Regions from separate parts of the Homo sapiens genome. Here regions 2 and 3 are each linked to region 1. A link is a loop called in an ENCODE intact Hi-C map of the cell type or tissue named here. Cell type or tissue: mammary epithelial cell. All regions are shown on one strand.

Evidence for each region. Hi-C counts contacts between places; a loop is a spot of excess contacts. Peaks named below come from ENCODE experiments on the same cell type or tissue, not always from the same donor. Only the 100,000 strongest peaks of a DNase experiment are listed, where the experiment ranks them.
Region 2: a loop joins it to region 1, with 5 times the contacts of the local background. A loop is called at or near these places in 27 of 110 quality-filtered maps.
Region 3: it touches region 1 in a loop (10-fold over the local background); 12 of 110 quality-filtered maps call a loop at or near these places.

What each region holds. Positions count from the first base shown.
Region 1 is chr2:1,674,602-1,677,101 of GRCh38, reverse strand. PXDN (peroxidasin) reads left to right here. Exons shown (of 23, transcript NM_012293.3): 8 at 58-175. Among named protein-coding and RNA genes, the nearest start is that of LALTOP, 50 kb to the right of the region's middle. In mammary epithelial cell, a CTCF peak has its summit at 1,187 (motif pointing left); a DNase peak (open chromatin) is centred at 1,281; H3K27ac peaks cover 2,178 bases.
Region 2 is chr2:1,749,702-1,752,201 of GRCh38, reverse strand. LOC124907724 (a long non-coding RNA gene) reads right to left here and starts at 1,475. Exons shown (of 2, transcript XR_007086189.1): 1 at 728-1,475. RefSeq lists an enhancer at 422-922. In mammary epithelial cell, a CTCF peak has its summit at 1,213 (motif pointing right); a DNase peak (open chromatin) is centred at 1,201.
Region 3 is chr2:1,816,493-1,818,992 of GRCh38, reverse strand. The region is part of intron 21 of MYT1L (myelin transcription factor 1 like); the gene reads left to right. Among named protein-coding and RNA genes, the nearest start is that of PXDN, 73 kb to the right of the region's middle. RefSeq lists an enhancer at 1,747-2,500. In mammary epithelial cell, a CTCF peak has its summit at 1,304 (motif pointing right); a DNase peak (open chromatin) is centred at 1,392.

The DNA of each region.
Region 1 (2,500 bases):
TTTATTTTCATGTCATGGTTTAGACTAAAAAGGTTTCCATTTTCTGGTTGGGCACAGAAAGGCCCCGGATCACCTCCGAGCCCCAGGACGCAGATGTGACCTCGGGGAACACCGTGTACTTCACCTGCAGAGCCGAAGGCAACCCCAAGCCTGAGATCATCTGGCTGCGAAACAAGTGAGTTGGGGCCAAACAGAAATGCCCCTGTGCATCTCTCGGAGTTACACTCAGACACCCAAACCACACCTCACTCCCCACCAAGGCCCACGTCCACTTTTCCTCCTCCACGTAGGGAAAAGTACAAAGGAGAAACTATTTCTGCTCCTTTTCCGGTCTTACATGGCAGGGGGTGTGACGACGTTTCTGCCAGGCTGGGGCCCCTTCCCCACTCTCTCCTGGGCAGCACAGGGGTGCCCTGGCTGGGCAACGCGTCACTGCGGCCCTTCCCGGTGGGAGGGAGGGAGAGCATGCTGGTTGTTCTCTCCCTGCCTGCTGACGTCTGGCAGCAGCCTGTTTGCTCTGGTCACTGTTGTTGGCAGCCTTGACCTGGGGCATTGTGACCAACCTGAGTGGGTGCGGGAGGGGCCCTGACCTCTGCTGGGACGGCGTCCTCAGGAGCCTGGAGCGCCATGCAGCTGCTGACACAGGTTCGCTCAGCTCCCGTGTGGATCTAACTTGTCTCCCAAACAAAGGAAGTCTTCTCTTGTGTCCACAAACATGCTGTGGACCTGTTAAGGCTAAGACGGCCCTGGCTGCGGCTGTCAGGGTGACGGAGGGAAGTCCTACCGCTGACCATTACATGCGTCCTGGCAGCGAGCCCCACCTGTGAGCCAGGTGTGGGGAGCACCCCTGCGCTGCTGGGGTTTGTGAGCTGGGGCTGTGTTGGTTAAGGAGTGATGGAGTCTAGGGGGAAGAGATGGGAGGAGGTGAAAGGCGTGCAAGGGGGGTGGGTGGGGCAGGACCTGGGTGCAGGGGCAGAGAGGCCTAGGTGGGAATGAGGTCAGATTGCCGGAAGGCACCTGGGGCCAAATCACTGAGGGTCCTAAGTTGGAGTGGAGCACTTTCAAAGTGACCTTTTGAAAGGAATCCTTAAAAGAAAATCCTGAAGTAAAGCCACCATGTCCTACCTTCTCCCATCTGCCTGCGTGAGGACAGCTTCTGAAGGAGCTCCTCCTGCCGGCCCAGCCCCAGCACTCCTGCGCTGCTCCTCTCTGGCCATGTTTAGTCATGAGGCAGCAAGAGGGATGCGTCTGAGATGTGAGCCCTGTGATACTCGGGCTCAAACTGAGTCATTGTTTGATACTCGGGCTCAAACTGTGATGAGGCACAAACTGAGTCATTGTTCCAGACTCCAGAGGCAAACCGGGCTGGGCTTGGCTCTCGGGCAAGGTGGTGTTTATAGAAGAGATGGACAGGAGCAGGGAGCTGGCCATCCCCAGTGGTCAGGAACAGAATGGGAAGATGTGTTCATGCTGAAGAGGACATGGGAGGTTTGTTCCAGCTCTAGATTTTGTTATCCTCATGACTGAAAAGTCATATTGACCTTGGCTGCAGTGCCGGACAAGGAGCCTGTAAGGTGCAGTCACTCTCTTCACAGCTTTTGTCTTGGATGGCTCCCAAGTTGATGAGATTTAAAATCCAGAGAACACTGGAGGAATTCTGCAGTATTATGTTGTGTGCATTTAAAAGTCAGGGAAGCATAAATTTGGCCCCAGTCCATCACACCTACATTTTATATACGAAAAAATTGATGCCCGCAGTTGAAATCTCACAGCTAAATATGGCAGAGCTAGAGCCAAAGCCCTGAGGCCTGGTGACCTGTGCTGGGCTCTGCCCTCCACCAGCTCGAGTCTCACCTGCCGGCTGGCCTTACCTAACATCCAGAGTCACCTGCAGGCCACCCTCACCTGCTGGCTCGCCGTGTTTCTGGTGGGGGGGATTGGGCCACATCAGAGAGAGTCTTGTTTATGGGGCCTAAGCTGACATTGCTTCCATCCAGCAATCCCTGTGGGTAAGGACAGATTGCAAGTTGGGGGATTGGTGCCAGGCGAGGAGAGCATGAGGAAGATTTGGGAGAAGGTGGGCGTTGGTCTTTCGAGTGTTCCCGACGGTTTGGCTGCGCGCTGGCAGGTTTCTGAGGGCGGTCATGGGGAAGTGCTTTTGCACAGTGCTGGTGCTGCTCCTCCTGCATGAGCGACCCAGCTTGGTCCAGGCTGCACAGGCTCCTTAGGAAACTCGCGTGGAAGGTGATGAATCTCGTGCACTGAGGAAGTGGGTTTCTGTTTCACAGAGGTCTTGTCTGTCTTGGTGATCTGCAAGTAGGAGTTCTCTGTAGGCCCGTCTGCATTCTCAGAGGGCTCCGTGCCTGGCTGTTCTTACTCTGTCCTCACACTTGCCATAGACTGGGATCTCAGTGGCATCCAATGTCACCTCTCTCCTCTTCACCTGCTTCTGCATAAAGGGAACTAAAGTGAAGTTACAGGTGGGGTGAGGGTGAGAGGC
Region 2 (2,500 bases), 75 kb before region 1:
TTGGTTGCTTCCCTAACTGCCTCACCTCTCAGTCGCCCAATTAAACTCCCTCCACTGTAACCCTGAAACCCTCTCGGTGCTTCCCCCTCCTGCAGAGGCCTTGGCTAGCCCCAGCGCGGCTCATGGAAGGCAGGAAGCAGACCCTCTCCCCGAGGGTGGACAGAGGGTCGCCCACCTCCGCACACAGCGTGCCAAGGGCCTGGGCTGGGGAGGCCTCTGTCTACACCCAGGACCCCTGTTGGGGAGGGGGTTATTAGCGGGACCCCTCTCCCAGACATGAGCCTTCCACCCTCTGACTTCATCACCTAGGCATGCAGAAAGCCCCTGTTGGCGCCTATCTGAGAAAAATGTGGAATCTAAGTGTGCGGCTTAATTTACATAAAGATCCCATGGGGGAGGAGCAGTGAAGATGTGACTCTCACAAGGTGAGGACCCTCAGGACCCCTCTTCTCTCCACTCCTGGGCATGTCCCGGGTGCCTGACCCGGTGCTCTGGCGGATGGAGGGACCTTTGGACAGAGAAGTGGTGACTCTCCATGCTTAGCATTTAAATTCTAGAATCTCATCTTTCTGTGGCTGAACTGAACACAGTAAATTGTGTTCTGAGCCTGCAGCTGCCTCTCACCGTGGGTCTGCCAGGAGCCTGGTGCCCTGCCCGGCTGTCCTTTGCTGTGGTTGAGCTGACACTGACCGGGAACTCACTGGGAACATGGCTCTGACCCACTCACCTGAGCCTTGTGACATCCAGCAAGGGGGACAAGCCTTTTCCATACGACCTCGGGCCCCAGCATGAGCACCCAGGAGAAGATCTCAGCGCAGCTCCTGCTGTGAGCTGGTCTTCAGACAGCCGCCGCCATGGTCTTCACGGGCCTGCTGTCCTGGCACCCTGCCTGGCATGCTGTAGCACACAGGGCAGTGTGTGCAGAGAAGGGGGCCCGGGACCAAGTGTCTCTTCACTCACTGCGTCTAAGTACTATGTGTGACAACGAAACAGTGTTCCTTGGCACAACTCACACCTGGAAGGAGTGTTTGCTGTGGGACAGATCACAAGACTGGGGGCGGATAACAGGATTGGAAAGTGGCCATCAGAGGGGGTGAGAGTATTTCACCTGGGCCCGGAGAACATGAAGCTTAAGCTGTTGTGCTCCTGCTCAGACAATTCACCCGCAGACGCCGGGCTGGGGAGGTGCGAGGCTTCTGTGGGCCTCTAGAGGGCAGACGCAGGAAGCCGTGAACAAAACACACGGCTGCACATTCAGCTCCACAGGGGAAGAGCTCACCACCAAAACCTCATTCTTTCAGGCCCAAGTCATTGCACTGACCACCCCCTGCCCAGACTCCCCTGCCAATGCCACACACATGCAAACGAATGCTATGCCACTCGGGGGTCTTCAGGGACACATAGGATGGGGTCCATAGGATGGATCCGTGGATGGGGATGGGGAGAAGGGAGGGAAGGAGGGAAGGGATTGGGGGAAGAAGGAGGAAAGAAGAGAAGGGAGGGAGGGAGGGAGGGGGGGAGGGGGGGGAGGGAGGGAGGGGGGGGAGGGAGGGAGGGAGGGGGGAGGGAGGGAGGGAGGGAGGGAGGGAGGGGGGAGGGAGGGAGGGAGGGAGGGAGGGGGGAGGGAGGGAGGGAGGGAGGGGGGGAGGGAGGGGGGGAGGGAGGGAGGGAGGGAGGGGGGAGGAGAAGAATGAACGAAGGAGGGAAAGAAGGAGGGAGGGATGAATGGATGCAAGGATGAGTACATGTATGAATAGGTGAGTTGATGGGTGGATGGATACATTGATTGATGGATAGATTTTTTAAATCGGCTCAAGTGATTGTGGGGCCAGCAGGTCTGAAATCAGGAGCTGAAGCTGCAGCCTTGAGGCAAAATTTCTCCTTTTCTGGGAAACCTCAGGTTTTGCTCTCAATGCCTCCACCTGCTTAGACAGGGCTCACTCACATCATCAAAGGTCACCTCCTCCACCTAAGGTCAACTGATGATAGAGATTAACCACAACCGCAATACCTTCAGAGCAATGTCTAGATGAGTGTGGCCACGTGGACATATAAAAGCAATCACCACAGGTGACTTGGGAGATGCCTGTTGAACTGGAAAGAAAAGCCACCAATTCGTGATGCCCTGAAATGCTCCTGTGGGTGGCAGCAGGTGGGGAGTGTGGATGTCAGGTACAGGCCGCCGTGTCTGAGCGAGGGTGGACTACACACTAGGGAGCCTCTGGGCCACTGGGTGACACTCTGAGAAGTGTCACTTGAAGGTGGCACCAGCGCACTTGGAAGGCATTGAGTATCTGCAGTCACAGGGCCCCTCCTCACGATGGAATGTCCATACCCAGCACTTCCCCTGGAGTTCTGTTGAGATGCTGAAATGACCTCATAATCATTATTATGATGTTTCTGATGATTTCTAAACTTGAGCAAACTTAAAGCAGAGAATGCAGAGGTCTTTTCCAGATGTTTCTAGTCTTTGTCACCCACCCCAGCGAATGTCAGGGCA
Region 3 (2,500 bases), 140 kb before region 1:
CATCTGGGTGGTCACACGGCCACCCACAGCTGCACTTTCTGCACCACCTGCCTGTGTGGCTGTGGCCGAGGCGTCCACCTGCCACAGAGGTCACTGTTCTAGAAACGCTTCCCTCTCTCCATGGTTTGAGAGCACCCTGTTTGGCACAGAATATTTTTAGGGGAAAAACCTCCAAATTCTGGATCTTGGCTTGAGAAGGGACCACGATGCCATTGCTTCCCACTGAGATGGAAGCAGATCTGATACACAGTCAGAGGCAGAAATGTCACGTGGCTCCAAGAACACCCTCCTGCCCTTCCTCACATATGCTGGGGCCAGAGTCCGGGAAGCGAACCACAGGAGAGCTGCTCTCGTGGCGACCGGGGCAAATGCAGGACAGGCTGTGGCTGCTGCACCAAATCCCTGTTTGCTTATTGAGGAGATGCTCCGTCATCATGAGTCAATCAGTGACAAGAATAGGATTAAAATACACAGTAACAGTGTACACCTGGAGTGTATTGTGTCTCATATAAATTACATATTATATAGTTAGAGTATTAAAATAGTAGCAGTGGAATAGGGAATAGTAAAATAAATAAAATGTTATTAGAGTGAAACTCACTGTGAAGGAAACTGTTTGCCCCTGGCTGTGTGGAGCTGATGTTCAGAGGATACTGAATCGCAGACAGCACCTGGCTGGGCTCTTCCCACCCGCAGCTCTTTGTCGTGAGTTCTCATCCTAGCACCTTCCAGCTGCAACAAAGCTTCTACACACACTCCCACCTCCTCTCAAATTACTTATTTTTCTTCCCAATCTGTGTGTCTTGTTAACCATATCCCCCTTCGAAAGTTTCACTTATTTAGTTATTTCCAACTGTAATGTTCTCCAGGAAAAGGCCCTTCTAGCTGATGTCCTGATAAAAAATGTCAGGGCCTCCCGGAGCTCGGTTTGAAGCCCTTCTAAAGCTTTCGCTGGAACCTTCATCTGGAATCCCTGGTGCTGACGCCTGGTGCCAGACGTCTGGGGCCTGGGGCAAGCGGGTGGAGCAGCCGCCTAACTACTTGCTGCCCGGAACCTCCCCGCACTGAAACTTGGTGACTTCCAAACCTACACTCAGCAGCACTTGACTTTAATTGGAGAAGCGTTTCTGTAACAGGCCGCTGGGTCTCAGGTTCAGAACTAACGTGTGAGTAAAATAGTAAGCACCCTCTTTATAATTTACACCCGGGACCAGCCGTGGGCTGACCTCCTTGGCTGAGCCAGGTGTGTGGACTTTCCCGAGAGCCCGGGACCAGCACCGCCCCCAGGCCACCGCTAGATGGCACTGTCACCGCACCAGGGCCGCCACCACCCCCCAGGGCCGCGCTGGGCCTGCTCCCAGGGTTCTCTTCCAAATTGGACCTGAGCTGGCAGTGCAGTCACCGGATTGGAATTGGCAGCACCGACACAGCCGCGTTTGGACAGAATGCATCATTCTTCAGGCCCGTCTTTGTTTCCTAATTTAGTTTCCCAAACTCTTGCTGAAGGCTCCTGCTCCTTAAATAACACCATTATTTGTCATTCCCAGCAGGCAGTTTTATTAACTGAGAGTGAAGAGAAGCAGCGTGAGACTGTGGGCAAAGCCGGTGCTGAACCGCAGTGTGGGTCCAGGAATGTGGACTCTGCAGTTTCCGGCCGTGTGGCGCCCCTATCCCCCCACCCATGGGGGACTTGCCTCCCTGCACCGGTGGCCTCTGCTTCCTGGAGCCGTCGGTCCTCTGGGTGGTTCTCTCCCATGCACTTAATTAACCGCACATAACTTAGTTCTGTTCCTTTATTTTCAAGGTAGGAGAAGCCAGGATGGGGAGATCCCTAATAGATATGACTAAATACACTTAATAAGGAACTTTGTAATCAAGTCATGAGAAAATGGGCCTTTTTGACATAAGAGTGGACAAGTACCCCAGTGCCCACCTCCCAGCAGGAGCCACCTTCTGACCACACTGCATGATTTCAGGAGCTGAGGCACCCATGGGGAGCTGAGGACAAGGTGGCCGTGTGCAGCCCCTCTGGAGCACGGCGTCTGCAGGGACCCCTGGGTGCTGCCGACAACAGGGGTCCACCCTGGGACGGAACCAACTGGCAGGACCCCGGGGTCCTCTCGTCTACCTCTCACCCTACAATGCAGGCCCCAGGCCCCCAGCCGGGCAGTGAGGCCCTGTGCATACACTGGGGCATAGGAACGGGACAGGGCCACCCCCTGGGGGGCCACAGCTGTCACTGTGCGCTCACTCAGTGGCCTTGAAAGAAGCGCCTGAAGCGAGAGAACATGGGTGACGGGGTTTCCCTGAAGTCAAGTCAAAGCAGCCAACGTGCACCATGTCCATCCTCATTTTATGCGCCTTCGTCTTGGCGTAGCCTCAGCAGCTGCTTTTGGCTGTGGCTTTTAAGCTGTGAAAGTATTTGCTGGGAATGTCCTTGGCTCCTCACGCAGCACCTCCTCCCCGTTAGGCTGGTTTCTCTGCTGGATCTAAAACAGGA